Regions from separate parts of the Homo sapiens genome. Here region 2 is linked to region 1. The links are chromatin contacts, found by Hi-C or POLR2A ChIA-PET in ENCODE. All regions are on one chromosome and are shown on one strand. The core of a region is the stretch at or near the end of the contact, and the rest is flanking DNA. Distances in the headings are between cores, read along the strand shown. Region 1 holds the start of SMPD4 (sphingomyelin phosphodiesterase 4). Region 2 holds the start of R3HDM1 (R3H domain containing 1).

Evidence for each region. A loop is a pair of places that touch in the nucleus more often than their neighbours do. ChIA-PET counts read pairs that join two places held with the same protein, here RNA polymerase II (POLR2A). Pooled maps may share reads with other maps.
Region 2: a map of CD8-positive, alpha-beta T cell shows a loop between it and region 1 (20-fold over the local background). The contact joins the promoter of R3HDM1 here to the promoter of SMPD4 in region 1. A Hi-C loop is called at or near these places in 1 of 168 maps with a recorded cell type or tissue (CD8-positive, alpha-beta T cell) and 5 of 50 pooled maps. POLR2A ChIA-PET finds 5 or more read pairs at or near these places in 1 of 52 experiments (T-cell).

What each region holds. Positions count from the first base shown.
Region 1 is chr2:130,178,558-130,183,042 of GRCh38, forward strand. It overlaps SMPD4 (sphingomyelin phosphodiesterase 4), which reads right to left and starts at 3,045. Exons shown (of 20, transcript NM_017951.5): 1 at 2,973-3,045. MZT2B (mitotic spindle organizing protein 2B) reads left to right here and starts at 3,705. Exons shown (of 3, transcript NM_025029.5): 1 at 3,705-3,895; 2 at 4,070-4,218. The coding sequence starts at 3,726. RefSeq lists an enhancer at 1,957-2,753 and silencers at 2,801-2,940, 3,451-3,960.
Region 2 is chr2:135,530,092-135,534,143 of GRCh38, forward strand. It overlaps R3HDM1 (R3H domain containing 1), which reads left to right and starts at 1,393. Exons shown (of 27, transcript NM_001378107.1): 1 at 1,393-1,542. It overlaps ZRANB3 (zinc finger RANBP2-type containing 3), which reads right to left and starts at 1,127. Exons shown (of 21, transcript NM_032143.4): 1 at 1,036-1,127. RefSeq lists enhancers at 440-519, 870-1,139, 1,108-1,402 and a silencer at 1,370-1,559.

The DNA.
Region 1 (4,485 bases), core at 1,795-4,294:
GCCGCGGTGGGCAGATCACTTGAGGCCAGGAGTTTGAGACCAGTCTGGCCAACGTGGCAAAACCCCATCTCTACTAAAAATATAAAAATTAGCTGGGTGTGGTGGCGGGCACCTGTAGTCCCAGCAACTCGGGAGGCTGAGGCATGAGAAATGCTTGAGCCCAGGAGGCGGAGGTTGCAGTGAGCCAAGATCACACCATTGCACTCTAGCCGGGGTGATAGAGGGAAACTCTCAAAAAATGGAAAAAAAAAAAGAAAAAAAAAGAAAGAAAACTAAGATCAGCTTTCCAGAATCCTACCTCTCAGCTCACCCAGGTCAGAAATGAAAAATGCTCAGACCTAGACTTCACAGACAGGAAGTCTGCCAAGTCCCACTGGTGGGCTAGTTACAGTTTTCATGGCCCAGCTCTGCCCACTGCACAAGTAAAGGCACTGGGGTGACACCTGGCAGTCTGTGGAGGAAGAGAGGCTGGGTGTAAAGAGGCCATGTAGGCAGCTGTAGAGTGAGAGGAGACAGGAATCTCTGCCTCTCGGCAATAGGAACATCTCCCAAGTTTTTTCAATTCTTTTTTTTTTTTTTTTTTTGAGACAGAGTCTCGCTCTGTTGCCCAGGCTAGAGTCCTGTGGCGCTATCTTGGCTCACTGCAAGCTCCGCTTGGGTTCACGCCATTCTCCTGCCTCAGCCTCCCGAGTAGCTGGGACCACAGGCACTGGCCACCACACCCGGCTAATTTTTTTGTATTTTTAGTAGAGACGGGGTTTCACTGTATTAGCCAGGATGGTCTCGATCTCCTGACCTCGTGATCCGCCTGCCTCGGCCTCCCAAAGTGATGGGCTTACAGGCATGACCCACCGCGCCCAGCCTCTTTTTTCTTTTTTTGACTGAGTCTCACTCCATCATCTCACTGCAACCTCCACCTCCAAAGTTCAAACGGTTCTCGTGCCTCAGCCTCCCGAGTAGCTGGGATTACAGGGGCCTGCCACCACAGGCTGCCTAATTTTTCTATTTTTAGTAGAGGCGGGTTTCCCTATGCTGGCCAGGCTGGTCTCAAATTCCTGGCCTCAAGTGATCCGCTGCCTCAGCCTCCCAAAGTGCCGACTTTTTCAATTCTTTTTTGAGATGGAGTCTCGCTCCGTTGCCAAGCTGGAGTCCAATGGCATGATCTCGGCTCACTGCAACTTCCGACTCCCTGGTTCAAGCAATTCTCCTGCCTCAGCCTCCCGAGTAGCTGGAATTACAGGCACATGCCACCACATCCAGTTAATTTTTGTATTTTTAGTAGAGATGGGGTTTCACTATGTTGGCCAGACTGGTCTCAAACTCCTGACCTCGTGATCAGCCCTCCTCGGCCTCCCAAAGTGCAGAGATTACAGACGTGAGTCACCATGCCCGGCCGCTTTTTCTTTTTTCTCCTTTTTTTTTTTTTGAGATGGTCTCGCTCTGTCGCCCAGAGTGGAGTGCAGTGGCGCGATCTGGGCTCACTGCAAGCTCCGCCTCCCGGGTTCACGCCATTCTCCTGCCTCAGCCTCCCTAGTAGCTGGGATTACAGGCGCCCGCCACCACGCCCGGCTAATTGTTTTTTGTATTTTTAGTAGACAGGGTTTCACGTGTTAGCCAGGATGGTCTCGATCTCCTGACCTCGTGATCCGCCCGCCTCAGCCTCCCAAAGTGCTAGGATTACAAGCGTGAGCCACTGCGCCCGGCCAGCTTTCTCTTTTTCTTTTTTCAGACGGAGTCTCGCTCTGGGCTCTGTCGCACAGGCTGGAGTGCAGTGGCGCGATCTCAGCTCACTGCAACCTCCGCCTCGCGGGTGCAAGCAATTCTCTTACTCAGCCTCCCAAGTGGCTGGGATTACAGGCGCCCGCTACCACGCCCGGCTAATTTTTGTATTTTTTACTAGAGACGAGGTTTCACCATCTTGGCCAGGCTGGTCTTGAACTCCTGACCTCGTGATCCACCCGCCTGGGCCTCCCAAAGTGCTGGGATTACAGGCGTGAGTCACCGCTCCCGGCCTCAATTCTTAACCTAGCTATCAACTGCAGTGTTAAAGAAAAACGCCTCAGTCCTAAGGCACTTGGTCAAGAAAACGCTGCACTACTACAAAATGATCAAAGCAGCATTAAACTGTGGACTGTTCGGTAAGTGCGGAGCTCTAGAGACGATGAAGGGGAGAGCATCTCTGCTCAGAAGAAGCTTTCATGGGCAGCGACTGAAAGAATGAGGCCCAGAGGAATTTCTAGGAAATTTCCAAGAAAGGAAATTCAAACCCGAGAATTCCCAAGAGGTGTCTCCCACACCCCTGTTATCTGACTCTGCCATGGCCACCCTCCCCCGTCACAGGTCTCTGCGTGCCATGCACCTAGAGTCCACTTCATGGCGACTCTCCAACACCTATTTTCTCCAGGAGCTGCTTCGGACCCCGTTTGTTTTTTGTTTTGTTTTGTTTTTCTGACAGCGACAGCCCTTGGGCAACGCTAATCATTCCAAGCAAATTCTGTCATGCCAAGACCTCCCTTAACAGCACGCGCCCACTTGTTCCCAACTCTCCTGCCAATTGGGCTTCGGGAGCCTCCAAAACCAAGGCTCGGAGATGTGGAGCACACAGGGGAAGGGTCGAGCTGGGACCCACACCCGGCTCTTACACCCACACCGCCTGTTGAGCCCAAGGCTCAACTTCAACACAAAGCTCTCCTTCCCTCAATTCCTTCAACGAAGGTTAACCTTCAGCGAACACCTACCGGACCGGGACAGAGTGTACGAGCCGCGCGGGAAGGTGGCACAAAGGCATGGCCCAGAGGGGTGGCAGAAGACTCAACCGGGGCCCTCCACTCCCCAGCCTGCCCTGCCTGGGCAGAGCCGGCTGGCCGGCCCGAGTCCTGGGGCTCGCGGAGGAACGGAGATGGCCTCCGCAGGGGCTCGGGGAAGCCCCCAGGGCGCCGGACCGTCTCAGGCGCGCATCCCGCGCCACTCACCTGTGGGATCCATAGCGTCGCTCGCCTCAGAGATGGAAGCCGCCATTCCGCCACGGCGCCGAAAGTCGTCATCAAGCTGCGCGCAGAGCCACGCCCCGCGGCCGGGCGGGAAAAGCGCTTCCACCTCTTTGGGCCGTTACCTCAAAAGGCGCGTGCGCAAAGCGAAGGCCGGCCGGGCGGGGAAGAGAAATGGCGAGGCAGGAGTGCGGGGGAGGGAGTGGTCCTTAGCTGAATGCGCCTGCGTTGTGGCGGCCTCCGGCGCCCCAAGGTACTTTCTCCCCAGCAAGGAATCCGCGTGCGCGTAAGCAGTATTGTTGATTAGTGCCCCCCCCTTCCCCCCGCCCGCCCCGAAAAGCGACCCCTAGTGGTGCACCGGTGCGGACCAGAAAATTGCACGCTTTCTTGAAAGAGGCATTTACCGAGCGCCCAATGTATGCCTGGCACTGGGCTGGGTGCTGCCACCTAAGCGAGCACGACCAATGCAGTCTATCAGGGAGGCCCAGATCGCCAAGCAGCGGACCCCTGCGGTCCGCCATGCCACTCCCGGCTCCTAGAGCGCCGCTCAGCACACCGTGAGCGCCCAATAACTGTTGGGCTTCAATGACGCCGCGGAGGCGGCCCCGTCCCCGCGCTCCCGCCCCTCCCGCCAGGGCAGCCCGGGAGGCCAGACGTTGACGCTGCAGGGAGAGGGTGGTGGGCGCAGCCGCTAGGGGGCGCGGCGGGGCGGAGCGCACCTTTCCGCGGGCCGCGGGGATGGCGGCGCAGGGCGTAGGGCCTGGGCCGGGGTCGGCGGCGCCCCCGGGGCTGGAGGCGGCCCGGCAGAAGCTGGCGCTGCGGCGGAAGAAGGTGCTGAGCACCGAGGAGATGGAGCTGTACGAGCTGGCGCAGGCGGCGGGCGGCGCTATCGACCCCGACGTGTTCAAGTGAGCGGGGCGGGTGGGGGCCGCATGCTAGCCAGACACCCCCCGACCTCTGCTTTCCGGGTACGCCCGGCCCGCTGGTCGGGAGGAGCCCCCGCCCCCGTCCTTGTCGGGTCTTCAGGGAGGTGGCCGCGCCGGGCGGAGAGGGCTCACCGGCCCCGCGTCTGTCCCCGCCAGGATCCTGGTGGACCTGCTGAAGCTGAACGTGGCCCCCCTCGCCGTCTTCCAGATGCTCAAGTCCATGTGTGCCGGGCAGAGGCTAGCGAGCGAGCCCCAGGACCCTGCGGCCGTGTCTCTGCCCACGTCGAGCGTGCCCGAGACCCGAGGTCAGAGCTGGGCCCGCTGTCCCTGCCCCAGTGGCGGGGGTGGCGGGCGGGGAGGGGGCAGGCGCGGCACAGCGGCGGCGTGGCCCTGAGTGGCCAGGCCTGTCTGTCGGTCTAGGCCCAGCACCTGCAGGGCCCATCCGTGGGCTCTGCTCCTGGGCTTCGCTGCCAGCCTTAGGAGGCACGTCCAGGTCAGGTGGACGCAGAGTGCGTACCCCAGGGTGGTCCAGGCTGGGTAGGGCTCCTCCGCTTAGCTCCCCTCCACCTCTT
Region 2 (4,052 bases), core at 143-2,642, 5.3 Mb after region 1:
TGGCGCGCGCCTGTAATCCCAGCTACTCCGGAGGCTGAGACAGGAGAATGGCGTGAATCAGTGAGCCAAGATCCCACCACTGCACTCCAGCCTGGGGACAGAGCAAGACTCCGTCTCAAAAAAAAAAAAAAAAAGTGTGTCTGTAAATGTAGTTCAGAACTTCGGAGCCCTGTCTTTACAGTTCAAACTGACCACGCGAAGACTAAAGGCAGTAGAGGTACTTTCTACAAATTTAGCCGTGCAATCTAATAGCGAGCAGGCCGAGACGCCCGCGATTGAAGGCCGGGGTGGAGAAAGTAATAAGGGCCCTGGAAATTACCCCCATCCCATGTCACCCACTCTTTCTTAAAATGCCATTAAATTCCGTTCAACTTTTTATCTCCCATGCAAGAAACTAGCGACTTGCCAGCCACGCCACTTCCAGCCAGTCACACCTGGCGTATTCGCCGCAGAATCTCCAACTCCCGCCACAGGTTTGGGACGTGTCCGCCCCTAAGCGGAAGTGACGTTCAACGGGACAACGTGAAAGTAGATGAGTTTAAATACGTACTAATAATTTAAAACCCCTATGGTATTTTGAGGAAACTCTTCCGGCTACCCTTCTTCCATCACTTCTCTCCCGTTAGGGTTGCGAAAAGGGCTCTGTACAGCCTCGCGACAACTCGTTCTCCGCCCTAATTTCAAGTCATTCAAAACTCTGTCCCTTTTCATTGGCTGAAGCGGCGGCATGGGTACCTCTCAGGAACTACAATTCCAGCCAAGCACCGCGACAAGTGAACGGAGGAGAAGTTATGAGTAGGGGAAAAGCATGTTGGGAATCGTAGTCCGCTCCAGGCCGAAAAGAGCAATCACCCCGCCCTCCGCCACTGAAGCTGGAGAAACCAGGTGTTCGTTTCAGAACCCGTTAGCGCTAAGGGGAGGAGCCAACCCCTTAAGCAGCATGCCTCACTTCGCCCCACATGGAGGATAATTTTCCTTTACCCCTAAAAAGCACTATAAATACCCACTGAGGAGATCTGGTTGTCTTTTAAATACCTCGAGTCAGTAAAAACTCACGAAACTCCGCACCTCAGGCTCCAACTCGTGGGAAAAGGTAGCTCTTTTACAAGTGGGCAAAATGGCTGTCCTCCTAGTTTTACCATTGGTTGGCTTTTGCGTCCTTCAAGGGCGGTTACTTACCACGGATTGGTTCTTTTTCTCTTGAGGTTGGAGGAAGATTTGGCACGGCTCTCCGCGGCCTGGGAGGAGGTAAAGGGGTGGAGAGAAGACAGTTTTTTTCAAGCTTGATTGGGCAAAACTCATGTCACTCCGGGGACGTACAACCTATGAATAGTCGGCTGCCGCTCAAAGAGAACGAAGAGGCGGGGCTAGTGCGTGGTGGGAAGGGGCGGGATTCTGCCAGCCGCGGCTGCCGCTGGAGCCGGTGTCCGGGCTGGTGATGGGGTTAATTCCCTTTCGTAAGACTCTTACTTGCACCCACCCAGCCCCGCCGTCGCCCCGCCGCGCCGCGCTCCAACCGCCTCCTCCTCCTCAGTAACGCGGGTAAGAGATGCCCTTCCCTCCCCCGTCCAGCTCCCCGGGAATAACGCGCCTTGCTCCCCTCCCCCGCCCGCCAACCGGTAGCGCTAACGGAGAAGGAGGCAGGCAGGGGAGAGATGTGGTGTGTGGAAAGGTGGCCTTCCCCGCCGGGTCGTCGGCGCTTCAGCCAGGGCCTTCTGACGTCCCGCTGCTGCCAGCCCGCCGTTAGGTCGGGTTCCGAGTGAGCCAGGCTCGCCTGGCCCGCGGCTGCGGCTCCGGCTGCAGCTGCAGCCACTGCCTTGTGCCCACCGCCCCCACCCGGGGGCCATGTGAAAAGCAAACCCCTCGAGGCCTAGCGGAGGAGGCAGGGGAAAGGTTTCCGAGTCCCTGCCATGGCTGCTGCTGCTGCCTCCGCGGCTGCTCTTGCAGCCCCAGGGACTCGGGAGCCAGCCACAGCAGGCCTGCCAAGAGCGTGGTACTGCTCTCTCGTGTGGCTGGCGCCGGTGCCCCGGGCTCCCCCGGCCGCCCCACGGCCGCATCCCCTGGCCTTGCACCAAGAGAATTTTCAGCTTCGACCGGTTGGTAAAATGTAGGTACATTTTCCCTGTGGTACCAGAAAAAGCACAATGGGAATATTAAAAAGAAAGTTGAATGACTGTCAGTGCCACGGTCCCCCGGGATCAGATTTACACACGTTTTGATTCCTGAGCCTTAGGCTGCCAACAAATCTTTGTGGGCTTTGAAGTTTTTTGGTGTTTTGTTTTCTTTTGTTGCTGTGACTAGGTGCAAAGGGTGACTCTGTTGAGCTTGTTTTTATAAAGAAACTTAAATTATTGGGACTATCATGCTCCGTGTGTAATTGTCCTGGGATAGTTAAGTAAAAGGTGAAGAAGAGGTGCTTTCCAAATTAGGATTAGTGAACAGCAAATGGTTTTTCTAATAAAATTTTCTAAATATATATATATATATCTTCATGGTTATAGTTTACCTAATTGTAACTGTAAGAAACCTTTTTTAGCTTAAATATCATTGATGACAAAAACTTTTAAATGAAAAGATGATTAAAGTCAAACTGAAAGTCTACCCATTTATAATATGTGAAACAAGATCTTCTAAGTAATAGGATACCAGTCTGACAGGAATAATTGGACACGTCTCAATTTCTAAAAATTTGGCATATTTGGCTATTTTTAGGGCATTCTGTTATGATTTCTTCATCACATTTTGATGGAGTACGCTCGTCTTTTCAAATACCACTCTGCTTTTATGCCTGGAAGAATATGTCTTTAAATCATGGATTCTATAGTCTGTAGTAGACATAACTGTGATCAGAGATAAAATTCTAGGCCCATTTCTGAGGTTTACTTGTTAGCAGAATAAACTTGGGTTCTGAGGAAACATCTGAGTTTTGATCATTTCTTCAGGGTTTGAGAAGACTATGGTGGCTTAATGATCTTCTGTATTCCATAACTAGTACACCTAGTTACAGAATTGACATAGATACATTCAGGTCCTGGAGGAAATTTGTGGTATCTATTAAAAAAATGAAAATTGCCAGTCATGTAGTAGTCACCTGTAGTCCCTGCTACTCAGGAGTGTGAGGTGAGAGGATCACTTGAGCCCAGGAGTTCAAGGCCAGCCTAGGCAATATAGCAGAACATGGTCTCAAAAAAATAAAGAAATAAATACACAGCCTTGGAAGGCAAGTCCCCTGAGATCCCCACAGAGTTCCTGTAACATATATTGCCAGCTGCCAGCATAGTATTTTCCAGAACTTAAGAGTTAATTGATAAATTATACAATCGATACTTTCAGATCTTGGGTGATTTATATAGAGAAAGAGCTGTTGAAAATTTAGGAGTCTTCTACATTTTCTTCCTGGCTGTTGGATCCCTCCATGAACCTCAGTTCGGTTTCCTCATCTGTAAAATGAGGATGATAATGCTTAACTTAGGGAGTTATGAAAATTAGAGATAAATATATAATAGTGGCCGGGCGCGTTGGCGCACCTGTAATCCCAGCACTTTGGGAGGCTGGGCGGGCGGATCACCTGAGGTCGGGAGTTGGAGACCAGCCTGACCAACATGGAGAAACCCCGTCTCTACTGAAAATACAAAAAATTAGTCGCTCATGGTGGCGGGCACCTGTAATCTCAGCTACTCGGGAGGCTGAGACAGGAGAATCGCTTGAACCTGGGAGGCAGCGGTGAGCCGAGATCAGGCCATTGAACTCCAGTCTGGGCAACAAGAGCGAAACTCCATCTTAAAAAGAAAGAAAACAGAAAATTAGAGGTAAAGTATGTAAATCCCCTAGCATTGTGCCTGACACAGTTTGTGCAATAAATATTAACTGTTATTTTCATGCATATTTAGAGAATGGGTTTGTTGTTCATATGCTGAGGGTGTTGTTGCAGCCTTAGAACACATTCTGTTACTGAAGAGTACCATGGGTGTATTAATTTATATAGTGACTTAAGCACAGTTTGCGACTAGTTATTTTTGATTAGCTTATGGAAGTTTTTTTGACTTTGAATT